Linked DNA regions of Homo sapiens: regions 1 and 2 are each linked to region 3. The links are chromatin contacts, found by Hi-C or POLR2A ChIA-PET in ENCODE. All regions are on one chromosome and are shown on one strand. Each heading gives the region's core, a stretch centred on a gene start or an enhancer-like site at or near the end of the contact. The rest is flanking DNA. Distances are from core to core; before and after follow the strand shown.

Region 1 (3,800 bases), core at 803-3,302, 320 kb after region 3:
ATGTACAATTATTATATGTCAATTCAGAATAATAAAAGAAAAAGAAGAAATGGCCTTTGGCTCTGCTTGCTCTCTGTCCTTACTGCCACTGCCCTTCTTTAGATCTCCATCAATCATCTCTTGCCAGGACTACTCTAAAAGCCCCCTAAGTCCTTGGGCATCTAATTTGACACCTTCCAATCCTCTCCTCTGCTGCTAGCATGCTCTCTTTAAAGCTGATCATGTTAATCCTCTTCTCTGAAATCTTTGACGGACTGTTGCCTACAAAATAAAAACCACACGCCTAAGCATATCCTCTTATACCCTTAACAATTTGGCCATTACTTACCTTCTAGGACTCAATAAATATTTGATGAAAAAGTGAATGCTCTCCTGCTAGAAATCCTGTTAACAACATTCCCCACACTTCTTATTTAAGAGTCAAGTTTAGTGAGTGTCCCCAATGCATTGAATTTTAACAATCACTATTTTATCATAGGATAATAGAAACAGTTGGAACATAGAGTTGAGTCCTGCATTTGAATGCATTTATGGCTTTTTCTCTTTATATAAATCTGGGCAAGTTAATTCCTGCTTGTGGGCCTCAGTTTCTCCATTTGTGTAAAAGAGGGTAAACAAAAGATCTCTAAGGCCCTGCAACCCATGTCTGTACTAGTCCCTGACACTAGCATCTCTTTGAAAGAAGGAACCAGGAAGGTTAGTCCCTAGCCTGCCAGAGATGTGTGCCCACAGCTAATTCCTATACTCAGTAGCTTGAAGGCATCCTTACTTTATCACCTTTAACCCTTCAGCACTGTGTCTTGTAATCTCCTAACTGGGCCCTCACTGAGTCACAGTACTGGGGTTTTAATCTTCTATATAACAGCATCTGAAGCTGAGACAATGGAGCTCTCAGAGCCTTTAGCTATGATCTTATCTTCTGATCAAGATTTTCTTGGCTTGTGATTGCTCAGCCATGATGGGGTGGAGAAAAGCCCCTACGCTAGGAAGTGCTAGTGCTGACTCAGCATGCTGCAGGTCTGGAATTGGAGCAGAAACTTGTGTGGACCAGCAGGGACCTTGCAGGCTTAAGGAAGAAAGAGAGGAAAGGGCCAGGCAAACCTAAGAGAAACAATCCTGAAGGCAGAGATTTCAAGACATGCAAAACAGCAGGGTTTCTGTAAAGGAGAACTTCTTTACTGAGAACCTCCCGTATAGTAGACACTTTAACCTGGGCTACAAATCTGCAAGGCAGGTATTATTATTATCCCATTTCACACATGGGGAATCAAAAGTTCAGAGATTAGTCAGGTGCGGTGGCTCATGCCTATAATCCCAACACTTTGGGAGGCCAAGGTGGGTGGATCACCTGAGGTCAGGAGTTTAAGACCCGTCTGGCCAACATGGTGAAACCCTGTCTCTAATAAGAATACAAAAATTAGCTGGGCATGGTGGCACGCGCCTGTAGTCCCAGCTATTCGGGAGGCTGAGGCAGGAGAATTGCTTGAACCAGGGAGGCGAAGGATGCAGTGAGCCATGATCGTGCCACTGCACTCCAGCCTGGGTGACAGAGCAAGACTCTGTCTCTCTCTCTCTCTAGCAAGACTCTGTCTCTGTCTCTCTCTCTCTCTCTCACACACACACACACACACACACACACACACACACTCTTCAGAGATTAACTTTTCCAGAACCACATGACTAGTAAGTAGCTGTGGGGTTCAAATGTAGGTCTCCAAAGGTCTGTGCCCTTTCTTTCACACACACTGAGAGGCATCTGAGAGGGACTTAGGAAGTCTTGAGAGTAAAACTAGATGGTCAGTGAATGCCCATTGGATGGCAATTTCAAGCAAATGGACAAAATAGTAATGGGATAATATTGAATCCTAAATCACCAGCAGTAACTGTGAGAAAGGTAGAATTACAAACTCCCTGCTAAATAGCTTTAGGTCATAAATGAATGTTATCCTTTGGAGGGCACAAAATGAAGTGGTTAATTCCTTGAACACCAATGTGACTAATAAGCAAGCCATGGCATCCGTCATCTCGTCCGCACAGCTGTCTGGGTAGGCTAATCTCTGGCTCAAGGCCCTGGCTCCTGTCTGCCCAGTGGCATGCTGCACTCTGATCTCCTGGCTCCACAGTGAGCTTGACATTTCTGCTGAGTCTGACTCACTTGCTCCCAGCCTCAATTGTTCTGTGCCAATGCAGACTTCTTTTACAGTTGGCCTACTTAGAAACACAGGATGTTAGTGTTGGAAGGGAGATCCTTTAGAAGTCACCTAGTACAATCCCCACACATTACAAATGAGAAAACAGGCCCCAGATGAGGCTTGGTGATGACGTGCCTAAATTCCGGTCAGTTTAGTTATAAGGCATGATAAGACCTCAGCCACATGGCCCATAGGGAGGAAGCTGGGAATGAGCAGGACTGGAGCTGGCAATGCTGCATCAGCTGTAGGACTCCTAGGGCTGGGGTGGAGCACAGGGAGTGGATCCAGCTCCTTGGAAGAATGAGTTGGGTTAGGGAAGCAAAGCGTCAGGAACCCAGCCAGGCAGTGTGGAGTTCAGGGTAGCACTTTTGAAATGTGTGGCTGGGGAGAAGAATGAGGCTGAAGGTCAGTTGTGAAGACTGGACCAACATGCCCAGGAGGGTGAGGGGGTGTGAAGAAAAGTCACAACTTGAGGCTATCAGGGTGTGCAGAGTTCACCAGAGATGTGATAAGGTCCAGAGCAGTGGCAGCACACCCCACCCCCATGCTGAGTTGTGGCTGGTGCACTTCTGCCCTCTTTTTTTTTTTTTTGAAATGGAGTCTAGCTCTGTCGCCCAGACTGGAGAGCAGTGGCATGATCTTGGCTCACCACAACCTCTGCCTCCTTGGTTCAAGCGATTCTCCTGCCTCAGCCTCCCAGGTAGTTAGGACTATAGACGTATGCCACCACACCCGGCTAATTTTTGTATTTTCGATACGGACAGGGTTTCACCATGTTGGCCAGGCTGGTCTCGAACTCCTGACCTCAAGTGATTTGCCTGCCTTGGCCTCCCAAAGTGCTGGGATTACAAGCGTGTGTCACTGCACCCAGCCACTTCTTGCCCTCTTTAGGAAGGTTCCAGCCTGAAGCTGGAGGGAGCTGGTGATTTCATATCATAGCCAAAGAGCTGGGGAAGACAGCACTAAAGAACACCATCTATTCTGCCTCCCAAATGTCTCTAAGGTGTCCTTTACCTCCATTTCTACTGTCACCACCCTGAGCCCTGGTTGTCACCCACCTGAATTATTGCAACAGCAGTTTAGTTAACCACTTATCCTCTGCCTGTACTATTTCTAAAGCACTCTTCTCATTGCCACCCAAGCAGTGTTTCTATGACGTGAAGATGTCACTTGCTTTCTATAAATGTTGGATGGCTTGCACTGCCTAGCAGGCTTTCTCTCCTGGGCTTCCATGTGAGAACCAAGCCCTCCAGAAAATTATCTGAGTGACTATTTCAGGTCTTTCCAGGATGGTACATAGTTAATACCATTCTAGGTGTACAGGGGAGAGAAATTTATTTGTATGATAGATGTCTTAAGTCATCAGGGCTTAATTTTTCTGGTGGAATCCTGATTGGGAAGGGCTGGATAGAACAAAGCCCAGATATATGAACCTGGCACATTAGATCCTACATGACTTCAGCCCAGTGTTCCTTCTAGCCTTATCTCCTATTCTCCCCACTGTGCATTCTGTGCTCCGGTCACACCGAACTCTTGCCATTCCTTCATCTAGCTATTCTGTTCATCTGTTAATGTTCCTCCTTCAACCTGGTCTCCTTCTTGGACTTT
Region 2 (3,438 bases), core at 700-3,199, 280 kb after region 3:
GTGTCCAAAAATCTACTGCAAAAAGTGTTTTGTGTGTGTGCATACAAATATAAATTTAGATAGATAGAGATATGTATATGACACACAATGTTATAAATGGTTAAGATTTCTAGACAAGCCCATACAAATCTATTTGATGTATAATTTGTAAACAAACTACTGTGCATGTGCAACAAAATTACTCTGCAATGCCGATAAATAAAATAGGAAAACCATTAAAATTTAAAATAATTTTTAAGAAATATATCTTGACCACTGACCCTTGAGATGACAAGATGGACAGATGACTCCATTTGTCTTTATAGCTAACATTTACACTGTGCTTACAATATGCCAGGCCATATTCTAAGAGCTTTACAAGCAATAGCTTTACAAGTATTTGATCTCACAACAACCTTATAAAATAGATACTATTTCTCCATTTTGTAAACAAGGAAACTGAGGCATGGGGTAATTAACTTGCCCAAAGTCACATGCAAACTGGTAAAGGTGGGATTTGAATTCAGACAGCTTGGTTCCGAAGTTACCACTGCTTAAATTAGCACAGCCATTATGGAAAACAGTATTAAAGTTCCTCAAAAAATTAAGCATAGAACTACCATGTGATCCAACAATGTCACTACTAGGTATATATACAAAGGAAATGAAATCAGTAAATTGAAGAGATATCTGCACTCCCATGTTTACTACAGCATTATTGACAATTGCCAAGATATGGAATCAATCTAAGTGTTCAACAATGGATGAATATGGATAAAGAAAATGTGATATATATATATGTATATATATACCACAATGGAATACTATTCAGCCGTAAGAAATAACGAAATCCTGCCATTTGCAACAACATGGATGAATCTGGAAAACATGTTAAGTGAAGTAAGCCAGACATAGAAAGACAAACACAACACGTTCTCACTCATATGCAGAATTTTTAAAAATTGATCTCTGGCTAGATGCAGTGGCTCAGGCCTGTAACCCTAGCAATTTGGGAAGCCGAGGCGGGTGGATCACCTGAAGTCAGAAGTTTGAGACCAGCCTGACCAACATGGTGAAACCCCATCTCTACTAAAAATACAAAATTAGCCAGGCATGGTGGCACATGCCTGTAAACCCAGCTACTGGGGAGGCTGAGGCAGGAGAATTGCTTGAACCCAGAGATAGACGTTGCAGTGAGCCAAGATTGTGCCACTGCACTCTAGACTGGATGACAAGAGTGAGATTCTGTCTCAAAAAATAAATCAATCAATAAATAATTATAAAAATAAAGATAACCAAAGTTTCCACATTTAATGACAATTCTATCTTGAGAGCCACTGTAGAGTTACCAGGAGGAGCTAGAGCTGGTTAATGGTGGAGAATGTGCAGGAAGTGTCTAAAACTGTCAGGGCTAGACTGGCTGGGGAACAAAACTGGGTAGTCAGGATTGGGTATTGGGTACATGATGTTTTACTGAGGTAGTTTTAGTGCCAGTGATATTTCAGTGTTCAGACTTAATTCATTACTGTAAAGAATAAATTATTAAATTTTCAGCTTTTAAAAAATCATCAAATAATCTGTGTAGATAATCTCCTTAATGTCAGGATGAAATGAGGGTCAGATGAGGAATTCAGGAATGGGGCTGGACACAGAGATGTGGTGAGAGATGGTGAAGCTTATGAATGGGGTAAGGTTGTTACCCATGTCATTTGTTCATTTTTTAAAAGTGATAACCAATTTCTCTGAGTCTAAGATCTCCTAATCAAGCCAGCCCTTGCACGGCTACAAAACTAACCTCCCTAAAACACAGGTGAGACTATGGCACTCTCTTCCTTTCTGGGCTGCTCCTTATTGGCTTGATTTTTAGGGTCCAGTATATCCAAAGTGTCAAAACAAAAATGTATTACTTCAGAGGGACATGCAGGAGGAAGAGGTTAAGCACTGAGTGCTAACCACAGTCTGCCTTGGGCAGAAGCAGAAAGAAGCCTCAGGCCAAATGATAGAAGGGAAGTCGCTTTCTGTTTTTGTTGCCGGAAAGGGCAAAGAATCAAAACACCACTTTCGCAATGAATGATCTTACAAAATTGCAATAACTGTGACAAGACCTGAAAGACAAAACGCATTTTTGAAACATCTTCATGCAGTATCTTTTTGCTTTGAAGTATTTCCCATTTGAAAATTGGGATTGTTTGATGATGTACCATCATCTCTGGTATCAAGACAAATACCAAGACAAATCTTGGTAGATCAAGACAAATAAAATATTGTGAGAAAATTGGGATACAGAACCAGGTTCAAATCCAGGCTTTACCACGTATCAGCTGTGTGTTTTTAGGCAAATCTTAACCTCGCTGAATCTCAGTTCTTTCATTAATTAAAGGGGAATAATTTTACTACCTGAGCCTTAGGATTGTTAGAGTGCCTCAGACAGTCAGCATTCAGTAAATATTCAAATATTCATCAAATAGCAACAGTGGTTAGTGGGATTACAGTTGATTATTTATTTTAGGTCTCTGTATTTCTTAGATTGTCTACCATGAGTATATGTTGTTTTTGTAATTAGAAAGAAAAATAAAACTTATTCTTTTTAAAAATGAAGGCCGGAGGGCTGGATACAGTGGCTCATGCCTGTAATCCCAGCACTTGGGGAGGCCAAGGCAGGAGGATCACTTGAGCCCAGGAGTTGGAGAGCAGCCTGGGCAACATGGGAAAACCCTATCTCTATCAAAAATACAAAAATTAGCCAGGCATGGTGGTGTATGCCTATAATCCCAGCTACTTGGGAGGCTGAGGTGGGAGGATGGTTTGAACCCAGGAGGCGGAGGTTGCAGTGAGCCGAGATCGCACCACTGCACTCCAGCCTGGGCAACAGAGCCACACCTTGTCTCAAAAAAAAGGCCTGGTGTGGTCACTCATGCCTGTAATCCCAGTGCTTTAAAAGGCCAAGGAGGATCGCTTGAGGCCAGAAGTTCAAAACCAGCCTGGGGAATGTAGTGAGACCTCGTCTCTACAAAAAATGGAAAAACAAAAAAAAATTTAACTGGGTGTGGTAGCACACGCTTGTAGTCCTAGCTATGTAGAAAGCTGAAGCAGGAGGATCTTTGGAGCCCAGGAGTTTGAGGCTGCAGTGAGCCATAATCATGCCACTGCACTACTGCCTGGGCAACAGAGCAAGACTCTGTCTCAAAAAAATAATAATAATAAAAATTAAAGACGAGGGGCATAATTTCTCATATTTTTACATTTGCTCTCCCCACCCTTGTCTCTTTTATGTCTCTTTCTGCTGTTATAAAGAGTGCATGCTGTCTATGCAGCGATATTCAGAAGGCATCATAGAATGACAGTCATTCTCTATTCTCCAGCACAGTGCTTTTGGGGTCAGCTGACTCTACCCAGGCCTGCAGTACTGAAATGAGGCTCAGATCAGGGTGGTGTCTGTGTCCACGGGAGATCTGTTCT
Region 3 (3,899 bases), core at 1,341-3,840:
CACCCCGTCTGGGAAGTGAGGAGTGTTTCTGCCTGGCCGCCCATCGTCTGGGATGTGAGGAGCCCCTCTGCCCGCCTGCCCAGTCTGGGAAGTCAGGAGCACCTCTGCCCGGCCGCGACCCCGTCTGGGAGGTGAGGAGCGTCTCTACCCGGCCGCCCCGTCTGAGAAGTGAGGAGCCCCTCCGCCCAGCAGCCGCCCCGTCTGAGAAGTGAGGAGCCCCTGCGCCCGGCAGCCACCCTGTCTGGGAAGTGAGGAGCGCCTCCGCCCGGCCGCCTCCCCGTCCGGGAGGTCGGGGGCGCCTCTGCCCGGCCGCCCCTTCTGGGAAGCGAGGAGCCCCTCTGCCCGGCCGCCACCCCGTCTGGGAGGCGTACCCAACAGCTCATTGAGAACAGGCCATGATGACAATGGCGGTTTTGTGGAATAGAAAAGGGGGAAATGTGGGGAAAAGATAGAGAAATCAGATTGTTGCCGTGTCTTGAGTAGAAAAAAGTAGACATAGGAGACTCCATTTTGTTCTGTACTAGGAAAGATTCTTCTGCCTTGGGATGCTGTTGATCTATGACCTTGCCCCCAACCCGGTGCTCTCTGAAACATGTGCTGTGTCCACTCAGGGTTAAATGGATTAAGGGCGGTGCAAGATGGGCTTTGTTAAACAGATGCTTGAAGGCAGCATGCTCCTTAAGAGTCATCACCACTCCCTAATCTCAAGTACCCAGGGACACAAACACTGCGGAAGGCCACAGGGTCCTCTGCCTAGGAAAACCAGAGACCTTTGTTCACTTGTTTATCTGCTGACCTTCCCTCCACTATTGTCCTATGACCCTGCCAAATCCCCCTCTGCGAGAAACACCCAAGAATGATCAATAAAAAAAAAAAAAAAAAAGAAGAAAAGAAAAGGGCCCCAAAGTGACGTCAGCCCCATCTCAAATTCAAACCCCATAGTAAACGAACAAGATAGACCTTAACTACTGACTAATTCTCCAAAGCAAAAAGTCAGGAAAATAAAAAAATCTCGTTAAGCTGTAAAAAATAAAAATAAAAATAAAAATACATATCCAGGTACATACTCTTTCTTTCTTTGAGACAGAGGCTCGCTCTGTCACCCGTGCAGTGGCAGTCTCGGCTCACTGAGATCTCAGCCTTCCAGGCTCAAGCAATTCTTCGGCCTCCACCTCCGAAGTAGCTGGGACTACAGGCACTCACCACTATGCCTGGCTAATTTTTCGTAGAGATGGGGTTTCGCCATGTTGCCTACGCTGGTCTCAAACTCCTTACCGCAAGCAATCTGTCCACCTCGGCCTCCCAAACTGCTGAGATTACAGGCGTGAGGGATTGTAGGCGTGAGGGATTACAAGCATGAGCCACCGCGCCCTGCTATATTACTTATTTCTTAAACACCTGCAATTCATTAAAATACACCATGTATAAATTATAAATCATAATATTATCAAGAACTGTTATTTCTAAGTGCTGAATAAATGAATATTTCCACTCATTAAAAAAAAAAAAAGTTGTCCGTTCAAAGCCAGTGTCAAGTACCAAAAAAAGAAAATTATCTTGCGGCAGATAATGAGAAATAATGCAGGAGAGGAAAGAGGAACTTTAAAGGCTGTACGTGTAGGATTTTCTTTTTCTCTCTCGGAGGAAAGAACAGCAAAAAGCGAAGAGTGGGAAATGCTGGACTTAAATTCCTTTCTTTAGGTTTACGAACAAAAAAGGAAAGCGAGAAGAAAAACAGAATCAAGGACTTATACAGCAGGAAGTTGCCCTGTAAGCATTTAGTCCAGGGACCTGCCATTCTTATTAAGAGCTAAAACCAAAGAATTAGTGCACGAAAGTAGAAAGAAGACAAGCCGCCATTGTGGAAGGAGCGCAGCGGGACAGAGGCGCGCAGAAGCCTCACCAGACAACCAGGCCCCGTCCCCGTCCCCCGAACTGTGCGGAAAGCGCCACCGAGTCCAGGCGTCTCATTTTACAGCGGAAGACACAAACTCTGAGATCCAAATGACCTGCTCACGGTCACAGCACGAAGCCCGTGGGCCCTGTGTCTACAGTCACCAACTTCCAGGCTTGCGACTAAAGGGAGCCAACGAGCGCGTGAGCGTTTGAGACCAGCTGGCTGAGGGACGCCGAAAATCCCGCGCGGAGGAAGGCGGGAGAGCGCTACCGCTGCTACCAAGGCGGCGGCGCGGGCGCTCGGCCGGGACCCTTCCCTGCGTCGCCACCAGATGGCGCGCTCGGCCCGCCGTTCGCGGCTAAGCTAGGGCGGGTGGGGAGGGAGTAGGGAGGAGGACGTCGGTTGCCTTGGAAATGCAGGGCGCAGCAGCCGCTGCAGTGGAGCCGGTAGGCCTGGCCGGCGGGCTGAAAGGAAGTGCGAGCTGTCCGCCCAGGGCCGGGTATCCGCCCCTGCAGGCTGTGGAGGGGATGTCAGGAGACTGGCTGGCCTCTTTTCTTGGCCCCCGACTCCTTCCAGTCTGACACTGAAGACTTTATAAGCTTCCCCCCGACCACCCTCCACGGGCTCCACTCTCCACGGGCCTGGGCTTGCGCCGCTTCGAGATCAGCCTGGGGGTCGCGCCCTCCTGGTCTTGTCCACGAAGCGCCGTTCTTGGGCCGTTAGGAGCTGCTGGGAAGGGCTCTGATAGGCCCACTCCTCTTCTCCACCCAGGAGATGAGAAGGAGGGCAGGCCTTTTTAATCTGATCAGAATGTTAACCCATCTCTCCGCCTTGCGGTAGAACCCCTGGATACATTATTTGCCCTCTCGAAAGGCAGGCTCTGAATTTGATTCAGGTTTGTAACCTTCACGGTGCCCTCACACAGCCCCTAGCACACAGCAGACGCAGAGCAGACTAAGAATGCCTTCCATTCTTATGAGGCTTTATCACTTGACAGTTTTCCCAAAGCGTTTGGAGCCTCATAGCCCGGACAGCAACTAGGACAGATGGAGGAGGAAACAGGTCAGAGGTTCAGAGACTTGGCCTAGGTTATACAACTCTGTGCAGGAGCTGGGACTAAGCTCGGTCTTGCTTCTCTTAGTGCCTCTCTCACCAAATTCTGAGTCTAGTGAATGCTTTCTGAGGACCTCACATACTCTTGCATCCTTCTCAATACCAGCGCAATGCTCTTCCGCTGTAGGTACTTCATATGTGCTAAGTGTGTTATTGATGTCTTTTACCCTCATATCCCAATTCATAGATTGGTTTCAACTTCTTGCTCTGGATACTACAACATTCTTCTAAAGAAAACACTTGGTTTCTTTTATGAATTTGTCACATTTGTACAGTGCCATGTTGTTGCCTCACTCCCTTCCTTATCCCATAATTTTCTGCTGGGCAAGAGAGAGAGTTGAGGAAGTGATTAAGAGATGGGAAAAAGTGCCCTATCTAAGCCAAAAAAAAAAAAAAAAAAAGGAAAAGAAAGATTCCTGTGATGACAGAGGGGAAAAATAATGACTGGGTATTTATCAGTCTATGTGATAATTGCTCATGGATTGCCTTACAGCCACCTCCAGAAGATCCTCTTTAGACTCACTACTGCTATTTGAAGGTAGAAAGAAGCCTTTTTGTTCTCTACCATTATTATTGCATATTTTTCCCTTATCCTCATAATAATATTTTCATAGTTATTTTTCTTTTCTTTGTTGATAATTCTAAAACTGAAGGACAGTAAGAGTGGGAAAAAAATGTAGTTCTGGTTACTAGAGAAGTTAGTGTAATATACTGCAGTTCAAACTATTTGATATTAGCAACTCTGGATCAGAAGACGGACTAATTTTAAAGCTAAGACTCCAATATCTTTGGGTACTGCAGTAGAAAAATGTGCCATGACTAAAGGATTGGTGAAGAAAATACATGCTAATGTAATGTACATCATCAGTCGTCCAAGTGAAACTTGAAA

Evidence for each region. A loop is a pair of places that touch in the nucleus more often than their neighbours do. ChIA-PET counts read pairs that join two places held with the same protein, here RNA polymerase II (POLR2A). Pooled maps may share reads with other maps.
Region 1: a pooled map shows a loop between it and region 3 (3-fold over the local background). The contact joins the enhancer-like site here to the promoter of CCDC83 in region 3. A Hi-C loop is called at or near these places in 5 of 50 pooled maps. POLR2A ChIA-PET finds 5 or more read pairs at or near these places in 2 of 52 experiments (Panc1 and naive thymus-derived CD4-positive, alpha-beta T cell).
Region 2: a loop to region 3 is called in a map of Caco-2, with 2.4 times the contacts of the local background. The contact joins the enhancer-like site here to the promoter of CCDC83 in region 3. A Hi-C loop is called at or near these places in 1 of 168 maps with a recorded cell type or tissue (Caco-2), 1 of 37 single-sample maps with no recorded cell type and 6 of 50 pooled maps.

The regions. Positions count from the first base shown.
Region 1 is chr11:86,172,144-86,175,943 of GRCh38, forward strand. No RefSeq gene overlaps it. Among named protein-coding and RNA genes, the nearest start is that of LINC02695, 19 kb to the right of the region's middle. RefSeq lists a cis regulatory region at 2,335-2,832. Within about 2 kb of position 2,053, at least 23 of the 41 ENCODE cell types and tissues checked have a DNase peak (open chromatin) inside an H3K27ac peak, as active enhancers do.
Region 2 is chr11:86,137,147-86,140,584 of GRCh38, forward strand. No RefSeq gene overlaps it. Among named protein-coding and RNA genes, the nearest start is that of LINC02695, 55 kb to the right of the region's middle. Within about 2 kb of position 1,950, at least 8 of the 41 ENCODE cell types and tissues checked have a DNase peak (open chromatin) inside an H3K27ac peak, as active enhancers do.
Region 3 is chr11:85,852,793-85,856,691 of GRCh38, forward strand. It overlaps CCDC83 (coiled-coil domain containing 83), which reads left to right and starts at 2,591. Exons shown (of 11, transcript NM_001286159.2): 1 at 2,591-2,792. It also overlaps a transcript of SYTL2 not described here.